2 separate regions of the Homo sapiens genome follow, and region 1 is linked to region 2. The links are chromatin contacts, found by Hi-C or POLR2A ChIA-PET in ENCODE. All regions are on one chromosome and are shown on one strand. The core of a region is the stretch at or near the end of the contact, and the rest is flanking DNA. Distances in the headings are between cores, read along the strand shown.

Region 1 (6,112 bases), core at 2,713-5,212, 250 kb before region 2:
TTCATAAGAATGATACAATGAACTTTCGGGACTGGGGGTGAAGGTTGAATGGGGAGTGGAGGATAAAAGACTACATATTGGGTACAGTGTGCAATGCTTGGGTGATGGGTATGCTACAATCTCAAAACTCACCACTAAAGAACTTATCCATGTTACCCAAAACTACCTGTACCCCAAAAACTATTGAAATAAAAATTTAAATTAAAAAATATTTTTAAAAAATATCTGTTTTGGTCCTTTGTCCACTTTTCTGTTGGAATTTTAATTTTTTCATTTTTAATTTGTAAGAAACATAAAAATATATATATATATTCAAAATGCATTTGATATTTGAAAAATATTTGTGCTGTCACTATTTTTCCAGTTTGATATTTGTCTTTTATTTATTCTTTGTTATTGTTTTTATTGTCGCTGCTTTACAGGAGTATTTACTTTTATATGACCTTTAGTCTTATTAATATTTTCCTTTGTAGTTTCTGATTTTTATGCTATGCTTCTAAGGGCTTTTCTTTCTTTCTTTTTTTTTTTTTTTTTTTTGAGTTGGGAGTCTCGCCCTGTTGCCCAGGCTGGAGTGCCGTGGCAGGATCTTGGCTCACTGCAACCTCCGTCTCCCAGGTTCAAGCAATTTTCCTGCTTTAGCCTCCTGAGTAGCTGAGTTTACAGGTGCCTGCCATCACGCCAGGCTGATTTTTGCATTTTTAGTAGAGACGGAGTTTCACCATGTTGGCCAGGCTGGTCTCGGACTCCTAACCTCAGGTGATACGCCCCCCTCGGCCTCCCGAAGTGCTGGGATTATAGGCATGAGCCACCATGCCTGGCCTCTAAAGGTTTTTCGCATGCCAATATTATATGAATATTCACCTACATATAGGCACACCTTGTTTTGTTACACTTCACTTTATTGCGCTTCACAGATACTGCATTTTTTCCAAATTGGAGGTTTGTGGCAACCCTGCATGAAGCAAATCTCTTGGTGCCTTTTTCTTAACAGTATGTGCTCACTTTGTGTCTCTGTGTCATATTTTGATAACTCATGTGATATTTTAAACTTTTCCATCATTATGGTGATCTGTGATCGGTGATCTTTGATGTTACTATTGTCATTGTTTTGGGGTGCTATGGATCACGCCAATATAAGACAGCAAACTTTTTTTTTTTTTTTTTTTTTGAGAAGGGTTTCACTCTGTCACCCAGGCTGGAGTGCAGTGGCACAATATCGGCTCACTGTAATCTTGCTTCCCGGGTTCAGGTGATTTTCCTGCCTCAGCCTCCCGAGTAGCCAGGACTACAGGTGTATGCCACCACACACGGCTAATTTTTGTGTTTTTAGTAGAGACGGGGTTTCGCCATGTTGGCCAGGCTGGTCTCAAACTTCTGACTTCAAACGATCCACCTGCCTCGGCCTCCCAAAACTCTGGGATTACAGGCATGAGCCACTGCACCCACAAAGACAACAAACTTAATTGATAAATGCTGCGTGTGTTCTGACTGCTCCACTCACTGGCTGTTCCTTATCTGGCTTCGTCTCCTTGAGCCTCTCTATTCCCTGAGACACAATAATATTGAAATCATGTCAATGAATAACCCTACAATGGCCTCTAAGTGTTCCAGTGAAAGGAAGAGTCACATGTTTCTCACTTTCACTCAAAAACTAGAAATGATTAAGCTTAGTGAGGAAGCCAGATGAAAGCCAAGATAAGCTTTCAAAGCTAGGCTTCTCATGCCAAACAGCCAAGTTATGAATGCAAAGGAAGAGTTCTTGAAAGAAATTAAAAGAGCTACTCCAGTGAACATACAAATGATCAGAAAGCAAAACAGCCTTATTGCTGATATGGGAAAAGTTTTAATGGTCTAGATACAAGATCAAAACAGCCACAACATTCTCTGAAGCCAAAGCTTAATCCAGAGCAAGGCCCTAACTCTTTTCACTTCTATGAAGGAAGAGAGAAGTGAGGAAGCTGCAGAAGGAAAGTTTGAAGCCAGGAAAGGCTGGTTCATGAGGTTTAAGGAAAGAAGCCATCTCTATAACATAAAAGTACACAATGAAGTAGCAAGTTCTGATGTAGAAGCTACAAGTTATCCAGAGGATTTAGTTAAGATAATTGATGAAGGTGGCTACACTAAACAACAGATTTCCAATGTAGATGAAATAGCCTTCTAGTAGAAGAAGATGCCATCTAGGACTTTCATAGTTAGAAGTCAATGTCTTCCTTCAAAGCTTCAAAGGACAGGTCGACTGTCTTTTTAGGGGCAAATGCAGCTGGTAACTTTAAGTTGAAGCCAATGCTCATTTACCATTCCCAAAATCCTAGGGCCCTTAAGAATTACACTAAATCTCATGCCTGTAATCCCAGCGCTTTGGGAGGCCAAGGTGGGATGATTGCCTGAGCTCAGGAGTTTGAGACCAGCCTGGGCAACACAGTGAAACCACATCTCTACTAAAATACAAAAAAATTAGCCAGGCGTGGCGGTGTGTGCCTGTAGTCCCAGCTACTCGGGAGGCTGAGGCAGGAGAATCGCTTGAACCCGGGAGGTGGAGGTTGCAGTGACCCGAGACCACACCACTGCACTCCAGCCTGGGCAACAGAGCGAGACTCTGTCTAAAAAAAAAAAAAAAAAAATTACACTAAATCTACTCTGCTTGTGCTCTATAAATGGAACAGCAAAGCCTGAATGACAGCACATCTACTTATAGCATGGTTTACTGAATATTTTAAGCCCACTGATTCGCCTGGTACAAAGTTGTTTAACTTTTTACATGAAATATTTGTCATCCCCTCCCCACCCAACCCACTCCGCCATTTGCTTTCTCTTATAACAAAGTCCTTAGTTTAGTATTTTCCAAGGTCAAACTCTGGGTTCTCTGCCCTCTAGTCTCCACATTCTCTAAGCTTATTTTTCATTTAGGTTTCTTATAGGACTGAGTATGGGACTGCAGTTTAGCTTGAAAAGAGACAAGCTTATATTACTTGAAAGGAAAGGGCATGTATTATGAGGTTTGCAGTATAACCTGAACTTTTTGCATTTTTAGGTGGAGAAAGGGGTCAAACAGCCTTGCCACATCTGAAGAGTTGACCTATGGCCTTGTTGTAAGGTAATTTTTTTGCTTTAGGGCTGCTACAGTGAGGAGTAAAGCTTTGAAGTGTATTGGGTTAGTAGAGATCTTGGTAGAAATGGAGAACTGTGTATTAGAGATTTTCATATCAAGCAGTTTATGGTATTTGTTAACATTTTCTAAATCTTTATGTCAGTAATTACATTCTTTTGAAACTCAGGATAAATATAGTTATTTCCGTTGCTTTATTTATTTAATAATTAGGTTTGCCAGAGATTTATCTCTTTAATTGGTTTTTGTTTTCCCAAAGAAACAGCTCGAGTTGATTTATCTGTTCTATCCATTTTTGTTTCCTAATTAGTAAGCTTTCACTTTCATCTTTATCATTTTAATCTTCTTGGTTTTCTTAGGATGAATTTTGTTTAAATCCTTGTCATTAAATGTTAAACATTTTTGTTATTCTGTTTTGTAATAAAAGCATTATTAAATGACAGTATTCCATTAATATTTATAAGTTGTATTTTATAAATAATTTGCAATAGTATTTTAATTTGGTGGGGGGAGGTGTGAAGTCTTTTCTAGTTTCCAGTTGGTTGATATTAGAAATCAAGATGGAATTTTTGTAACACCTCTCAGTAATAGTAATATTTATATCCAGGAATATGGGAATGCAGAAATCATCCTTATTCAGCCACTCTATAATTTTCCCTAGAGTTTTCTGCAGAGCTATATTAAAAAACACCTCTAATCAGTCTTAGAAACATGTCTCTTTTAAAACCTAGCAGTGCTCTCTCTAACCTGGCAAAAGTTTCATATTTTTAAACCACAGCCTTGTTCCATGTGTCATGTTCTCCTGTTGGTGGTGAATCATCAACGTGTCAGTTTTGCATAGTACTGAGGTGTTCTGCCTTGCTATCTGGCTCTTGAAAGGCCCATTGAAGAATGCCTTTACCCAGCTCCCTGAAAGACGTATAATAGCCTAGGTGAGCTAGAGAAAGAACTCAGGAATGGGAATATCATGGCAGCACTGAAACTCACTTACTTATTATATACAATAACTGGAAATGTAGTTCTAAAGTGACTGCAAAAATCAAAGATTATTACTGAAGTTGGTAGTATGGGCCAGGCACAGTGGCTCACGCGTGTAATTCCAGCACTTTGGGAGGCCGAGGCAGGTGGATCACCTGAGGTCAGGAGGTCGAGACCAGCTTGGCCACATGGTGAAACCCCGTCTCTACTAAAAATACAAAAATTAGCCAGGCATGGTGGCACATGCCTTTAATCCTATTTGGGAGGCTGAGGCAGGAGAATCTCTTGAATCTGGGAGGCGGAGGTTGCAGAGAGCCAAGATCGCGATTGTGCCACTGCACCCCAGCCTGGGGAATAGAGCGAGACTCCATTTCCAGGGGAAAAAAAAAATTGATAGTATGCCAAATGTGTACAAAAATAACCTGAGTGTAAAACCTATACTTGCGGCTGGGCATGGTGGCTCACGCCTGTAATCCCAGCACTTTGGGAGGCCAAGGCGGGAGATCACGAGGTCTGGAGATTGATACCATCCTGGCCAAGACGGTGAAACCCCGTCTCTACTAAAAATACAAAAATTAACCAGGCTGGTGGCACGCCCTTGTAATCTCAGCTACTCGGGAGGCTGAGGCAGGAGAATCGCTTGAAACTGGGAGTCGGAGGTTGCAGTAAGCCAAAATGGCGCCACTGCACTCCAGCCTGGCTACAGAGTGAGACTCCGTCCAAAAAAAAAAAAAAAAAACCAAACCAACCAAACAAACGAAAAAACCTATACTTGCACTATTTTATTCTTTTTCTGTCATTATCTTCTCTGCTAACCTGTAGGCTTTATGAGGGAAGAGATTGTCTCTTTTCTTTACCATTGAGTACTCCATGTCTTACACACACTAGTTGCTCAGTAACCAATACTGAACAGTGAAGGGAAAAAAAGGTAGGCTAGTCAAAATTTTAAAAACCTTTTTCTTATTATGCAAAGAAATAAAGACAAGTACTAATAGAGTTAGAAACATTTATTTTCCAAACACTACTAAAGGTCTAAGTAATAAAACTTTAAGCTAAATAGCAGAAAATAGAAAACAAAAGGAAAAAAACAAAGCATAAGAAAAAATTCAAAACATAAAAGTAAAGACCAGAGGTCAAATTAATCAATTCTGACAATAAATGTAAATGGGTAAAATTATCCTATTAAAAGACAAATAGATTAAAATTTAAAGTTCTATTATTTATTTGCCCTTAATATCTTATAAATAAATTTTATTTACATCAAACAGGCCAGACATCTGGCATTCAAAAATACCTACAGCTATAAAGTTAGAAGCTGTGAACACAGCCAAGGAGTGTTGGAGGTGTTGAAATTTTAAAATCTTCATGAATAACACAATCATTGAAGTTACATCCAAAAAGAACAGAGAAGAGGCAATATTGAAAGTATGAGGATAGGAAAGTGTCACTGATGCATTTTTGGAAACAGTATATTCACCTAAAGGCACCTTTCAGGTGATAGCTAGCTTTGGGGCATTAGAAATTAATAATAAAAAATAAATTACCCAAAGGCACAGATGAAACATTAACAGAAGTATAAAAGTAATTTTATGTAAGGTTAAAAACCTGTTTAAAAATACTTCCAGGCCGGGCATGGTGGCTCATGCCTGTAATTCCAGCATTTTGTAAGGTTGAGGCGGGTGGATCACTTGAGCCCAGGAGTTTGAGACCAGCCTGGGCAACATGGCGAAATGCTGTCTCTACAAAAAATACAAAAAATTACCCAGGCGAGGCAGTGCACACCTGTAGTCTCACCTAACCAAGAGACTGAGGTGGGAGCATCACCTGAGCCTGAGAGATCAAGGCTGCAGCAACTATTCTGTCACCCACTCCAGCCTGGGGGACAGAGTGAGACCTTGTCTCAAAACAAAACAGAACAAAAAACCAAAAAACTTCCAAATCTATTTTTAAAAAATCCATTACACAGACATTCAGTTTAAACTTAGCATTAAAATGTGTACCCAATACTCTACCTATTTGTAAATTCAT
Region 2 (6,070 bases), core at 727-3,226:
GTCTTCAACATAAGAATTTTGTGGGGACACAATTCAGCCCATAATAAGTGGTTAGAAGCTCTGAACTAGAGCCAGATTGCCTAGCTCTATCACTTTCTAACTGCAACCTTAATTGTTCTGTGCCTCAGGTTTTTTAAATCTACAATACTGGGATAATAATAGTATCTATAAGGTTGTTAAGAGGTCTACTAAAAGATTTGTCATAGGTCTGTGGCCAGAAGTAGCCAAAGATCACAGAGCAGTGTGGACAATCGTTGATCAATAGATTTGGCTATCAGTTTATTCCCATTAAGAGTGCAAGAGTCCTTGCTCTCTTATGGATGTCCTATCTCTAACAGAGGACAGCCACTGACCTTGTTCACCTCTTGTCAATGTGGTCTCAGTAATGGGTGGACCAGACATACAGAACCAAGGCTTGATTCGTAAACTTGTTCAATACCCCATCATTATTGCACAGAATAGTCTGAAATTGTAGAATTGATACTGCAGGGCTAGGTCATTATATTCTAGTTTGAGCCAAAACTGCATAGCTTAATAGCCCAGCATCCTTGCCCTTTGATAGAGTCTGAGATAGCTTTCATTGCTGTCTTAAACCATGCAGCACACATGTAGCTTAATGTTTTCTAAGATTGATTAGTCTGCTATCCTGGAATAAAGCCATTCCATTCCTCTGCTTCTTACGCCAGTTAAAAAATTGGGAACATAACCAGTACAATTAGTCTACTGTAAACCTAGAACTTAATGTGTCCTAAAATAACATATTTTCAGGAAGATGACAGTAAAGTCTACAAGTCTCTAATGAATTATTCCAGGACTGGAAACTGTGGGAACTGTGTGTGTTAGGTTTGAATTCTTGTTATAATTAGCTGATCTGCCAGAGGAGAGTGCTATTTGGATTACTGGGACCAGCTGGAGTCAAGGCTGTATAATTCATCACTGGCTGCTTAGGCTTCTATTAATGGTCTCAGGAAAGTGTCAAAGCATAAGACTGAGGGCCCTAAATATATCTTTATCTTCTGGCTAAGAATTATTTACATTTCTAGAGTAAATTTGTGCTATACAGAGTTCTATCATGAACTAAGAATTGTCCATATCAGATATGAGCCCTAAAAAGAGCATAGGACAAGTATGGAAACTACATACACTTTGTTTAAATACTTTTAGTTCTCTTGATAAGGTACAAGATATTTATTTGCAGGACATATACTGTTTTTGTTAGTGCCCTTTTACTCTTTTATTTAGTCCATACACCCTAATCCATCTGTTATGACAGACTGGCATTTTTAGAAACAGAAACTAGCAGAAATTAGTATGATCTTTAATTTCAGTTTGATTTTAGAAGTATTTAAACCATAATAAGCTCTTTTTAATCACAAGTTATATGTCTATTGTTATAACTCAAATATCTAATAAGAATTTATGAAACAAATCTTAACTAATGACTTACGATTTGGCAAAGTTAGAAAAAAAAGGCTTTCAAATTAGCTAATGGTTTTAGAGCCATTTGAAACAACTGAAAGAAGTTTTCCCCTCACTACTACATTTACCAGCAAGAGATAAATCACTTCCATTTGTTTGGCAACTGTAAAAGCTTAAAAATCCATATTTTAAAAATGAGTTTACAGTAGTCCCCCTTTATGCCGGGAGAATAAATTCCAAGACCTTAAATGGATGCCTGAAACTGCGAATGTTATTGAACCCTATATATACTGTTTTTTCTCATATATTCATACCTATGATAAAGTTTAATTTATAAATTAGCCATAGTAAGACATTAACAGCAATAACTATAGTAAAATAGTAAAATAGAACGACCATAACAAATACCATCCTCATTACTCTTGTGCTTTGGAGTCATTATTAAATACAGAAGGGGTTACTTGAACACAAGCACTGTGATTCTGCAACAGCTGATCTGATAACTGAGAATGCTACTAAGTGACTAATGGGCAGGTAGTGAGTACATATAGTGTGGATATGCTGGGCAAAGGGATGATTCACATCCTGGGCGAGATGGTGTAGGATGGCATGAAATTTCATCACACTGCTCGCAACAGTGCAATTTAAAACTTATGAATTGTTTATGGAATATTCTGTTTAATAGTTTGGACTGCAGTTGAACACAGATAAATGAAACCGAGTATAGTGAACTCATGGATAAGGGGGAACTACTGTATATCTCAACTGTAAAACTAAAAACAAGGAGAAAAGGTGTTAAAATTTTTTTGAAAAAAAGAAGGAAAAATAACAAAGAATGTTATTGTAGCTTTAACTTATTTTTATGGTCCCAATTATTTTTATTTCAGAGCACAACATTTTGGCTGAAAATAATACCCAGTTAACAATATTTTTAGTGCCTACCACATATAAGATTCTATGCTAGATTTTATGGGCTAAAAAAGAAAAGTCTGTATGGCATAAGATTTTATTAAGCTACTAACTGACTGCTGACTTGTGAATATATTTTTATGAACAATGTATCAGATTCAGACATGCCTTCAGAAAGCTCCGTTAAGAGTGAAAATGTGTGTCTATATTGGACATGGCCTGCTAAATATAACACGTTCCTTTCACTTTAAAATAGTTGCTTACAATCTGAGGTGTTGTCAAAGAAACCTTGGTAAGATTCAGGAATTGTCTAGATTCTCAAATTTTCTATCACATGACCAGATTTTTGGATTATGTGGGTAAACTGGATGCCTTAGACATAAAACCTAGCTTTCCACTGCCCTAGACTGTCAATTTAACTGGCAATACTTATAATTAGCATGCTCATATATGTTCCATATGAACAGAGAAACAGAATACAATCAGTTCTCACTCAGGGTAGCAGGGAGCTTGGGACACAGATTAAGGGGTTTATGAATTAATAGTCTTTCCCCTACGAAGGCTAGTAGCATCATAGCTACAGATGAGCTGTAATTTACACTGATTGACATGCTTATTTTCTCCCTTCTCCCCCCGAGTACCCCTAAACACACATACACAGACACACATCACTCACTCACAAACCCACCAAGATTGAAGGTCTTGAACTAAACTTTAGGACTCTGCCATCTCCAGAGAAGGACTTTTTCACAGTTCTGATCCTCAGCCAGTAGAGGATCCAGAATTTCTATATGGAATGGACTTGGGGACAGCAATTTTATAAAAATTTTTGTTGAGGTTGCTATGTGCATGGTAAGCATGGTAATTTTACTTAGATTGTATTTTTATTTTTGGTGGCGTATAAGGTTGACGCTAGCATAGTTTATGGAGGGAAGTGCTAAAACTCTCCCAAGTCAGCCCTCTCTGGCTCCAGGTTCCATTGAGGGAGGTAGAGGTGGGAGTAATTTACAGTCAAGTAGGAACAATTGAGTTTACAAATTACCAAACTTTCCCAAGGATGGAGGAAGTGAGTACTGTGTTTGATATTTGGTCTGTAGAACTCGACTGCAGTTTACACATTTATAAAGTCAATTTTTCACTTGATTTTGAGTGTAAAAGTACTTTAAAAATACTTTTTAAAAATAAAATTTTGGGCCAGGCGCGGTGGCTCACACCTGTAATCCCAGCACTTTGGGAGGCCAAGGTGGGCGGATTACTTGAGGTCAGGAGCTGGAGACCAGCCTGGCCCACATGGTGAAACCCCGCCTCTACTAAAAATACAAAAATTAGTCAGGCATGGTGGCAGACGCCTGTAATCCCAGCTGCTCGGGAGCCTGAGACAGGAAAATCGCTTGAATCTGGGGCGGAGGTTGCAGTGAGCCAAGATAGTGCCACTGTACCCCAGCCTGGGCGACAGAGCGAGACTCTGCCTCAAAAAAATAAAATAAAATAAAATTTTATTATACAAAAGACTCAATATTATTAATGTATTAAACTTTAACTCTTTTTTTCAGTAATTTGCTTACTGCTGAAGAATCAGCTAATGAATACTACATGATGTGGCAATTAGAAAGATGTAGAAGCCCTTTGAACCCATTTTTGCTTACAGGTAAAGATTAATTGCCTTTAAGTGATAAATAGAAAGTATAGGTAAAAAGGTACAACGAGTAGAAATGTGGGATATCCTTTTTCTTTGACCATTTCTTAACAGAATATATAACTTCGCCTAAAGCTAAAATACCAAGATATCTTCCATAAGGTTCATTATGCTAGGTGCAGAAGTATATGACAAGATCCGGATCTTGCTGATTTTCTGGGTAATTCCTATACATGGGAGAAGGAAAAGAAAAGAAATGAAATACAAGTAGTACATAAAACTGTCCCATACAAGTAATTTGTATTTCCAAAGTTGTGAGTTGTTTGTAAAAAAAAATAAAAATAAAAAAAAATCTCATCTAATGTTAAAAGTTTTAGTTGCCCAAGCTTTCCAAAAAAGACGTTTAAAAACATTTTAACAACGGCCGGAAATTAGCCGGGAGTGTCGGAGCGCACCTTTAGTCCCAGCTAGTCGGTAGGCTGAGGCCCAAGAATCACTTGAAAACCTGGGAGGCGGAGGTTGCAGTGAGCCGAGATGGCGCCATTGCGCTCCAGCCTACGTGAAGGAGCAAGTCTCTGTCTCAAACAAACGAACAAACAAACAAAACAAAAAAAATGGCCGGGCACCGTGGCTCACACTTGTAATCCCAGCACTTTGGGAGGCCGACCCGGGCGGATCATTTGAGGCCAGGAGTTCGAGACCAGTCTGGCCAACATGTTGAAACCCCCTCTCTACTAAAAATACAAAAATTAGCTGAGCATGGTGGTGCACGCCTGTAGTCCCAGCTACTCTGGAGGCTGAGGCAGGAGAATCGCTCGAACCAGGGAGGTGGAAGTTGCAAGAGCTGAGATCACCACTGCACTCCAGCCTGAGCAACATGGTGAGACTCCATCTCAAAAATAAATAAATAACATTTTAGCAAAACTTGTTTATAGTTTAACAAAATAATTTTGAGGTTATACATTTCACATGTATATTCAAAATTTATCTGAGTAAGTTAAACTCTTGTCTGTGTCTGAACTATTCCATCACGGAAATGGAACTTTGGATAAGGTATTGTTTTAAAAAATTTTTAAATGAATCACTGAGTTGCATTTGGAGGCCAAAAACAAAGTGAAAACAGGAATCCTGGGAAGCAAGTAAGCACCAAAGCTGGCTTTCACTCCAAGCTTTCTATTAAACCTTGGAGACTTTGAACTTCTGTTTTGAGGTCGACATGTAGTGTAGAGTCAAGAAATATCCTACGTGGAGGGTCTGATAGGGGACCCCTACATAAAACTGGGAATTCAACAAACTACCATCAAAATAAGAGCATACAAAAGTAAACCACCATATATAGAAGGGAACTCCGAATAAATTTGCATATTTCTACCTTGGAGCTGGAAGAGAGGAAAAGAAAAAAAATTTCTCTTAAGTACTGCTAACCAGAAGGCAGCCATCATGCCTGGTTGCAGTCTGAATTCAAACCACCTATATACTTTTAAAAATAGTGGTGATTTAATTTAAAGTGGTCCCAGGTTGACAGTGCCTCCCAAACACATAGAGACAAAAGTAAATCCTTTCTAGAGGAAAATAAATTTTTTTTCTGGAAGAATGTACTTCAACTCGTGCTTCAAAGACCTTCCACAAAGTTGAAAGAAACACATGCTAATAGACAACAATCACAAAATATATTGGCATGATCAGTGAGATACAGCAGAAACATTAGACATCAAAATCAGATCATATATTGAAATTATCAGTTACATAGTATAATATACTTTTAAAGCAAAAAAAGGGGGGAACAAGACGTCTTGTATTATTTCTTGCAACTGCATGTGAATCTACAATTATTTCTACCTGAAAAAAAGGAATGGACTGTTGATATACACAACACAGATGATCTCAAAATAATTATGCAGAATGACAGAAACCACAAAAAATTCATATGGTATAATTCCATTTATATAAAATTCTAGAAAATGTAGTTTATAGTGTCAGGAAGCAGAACAGTGGGACAGGGGTTGGGGGATGAGGAAGATTAGAAGGGAGGTATAAAGAGGCAGGAGGGATACAAAACTTCGGAGGGAATGGATATGTTCATTACCTTGATTGTGGTAATGGATT

Evidence for each region. Hi-C counts contacts between places; a loop is a spot of excess contacts on that map. ChIA-PET counts read pairs that join two places held with the same protein, here RNA polymerase II (POLR2A). Pooled maps may share reads with other maps.
Region 1: a pooled map shows a loop between it and region 2 (2.1-fold over the local background). The contact joins two enhancer-like sites. A Hi-C loop is called at or near these places in 1 of 50 pooled maps. POLR2A ChIA-PET finds 5 or more read pairs at or near these places in 3 of 52 experiments (HepG2, RWPE1 and WTC11).

What each region holds. Positions count from the first base shown.
Region 1 is chr9:111,990,526-111,996,637 of GRCh38, reverse strand. It overlaps the pseudogene RNU6-710P. Among named protein-coding and RNA genes, the nearest start is that of LINC02977, 47 kb to the left of the region's middle. Within about 2 kb of position 3,962, at least 2 of the 41 ENCODE cell types and tissues checked have a DNase peak (open chromatin) inside an H3K27ac peak, as active enhancers do.
Region 2 is chr9:111,739,382-111,745,451 of GRCh38, reverse strand. It overlaps SHOC1 (shortage in chiasmata 1), which reads left to right. Exons shown (of 28, transcript NM_001378211.1): 11 at 3,882-3,976. Among named protein-coding and RNA genes, the nearest start is that of SHOC1, 53 kb to the left of the region's middle. Within about 2 kb of position 1,976, at least 4 of the 41 ENCODE cell types and tissues checked have a DNase peak (open chromatin) inside an H3K27ac peak, as active enhancers do.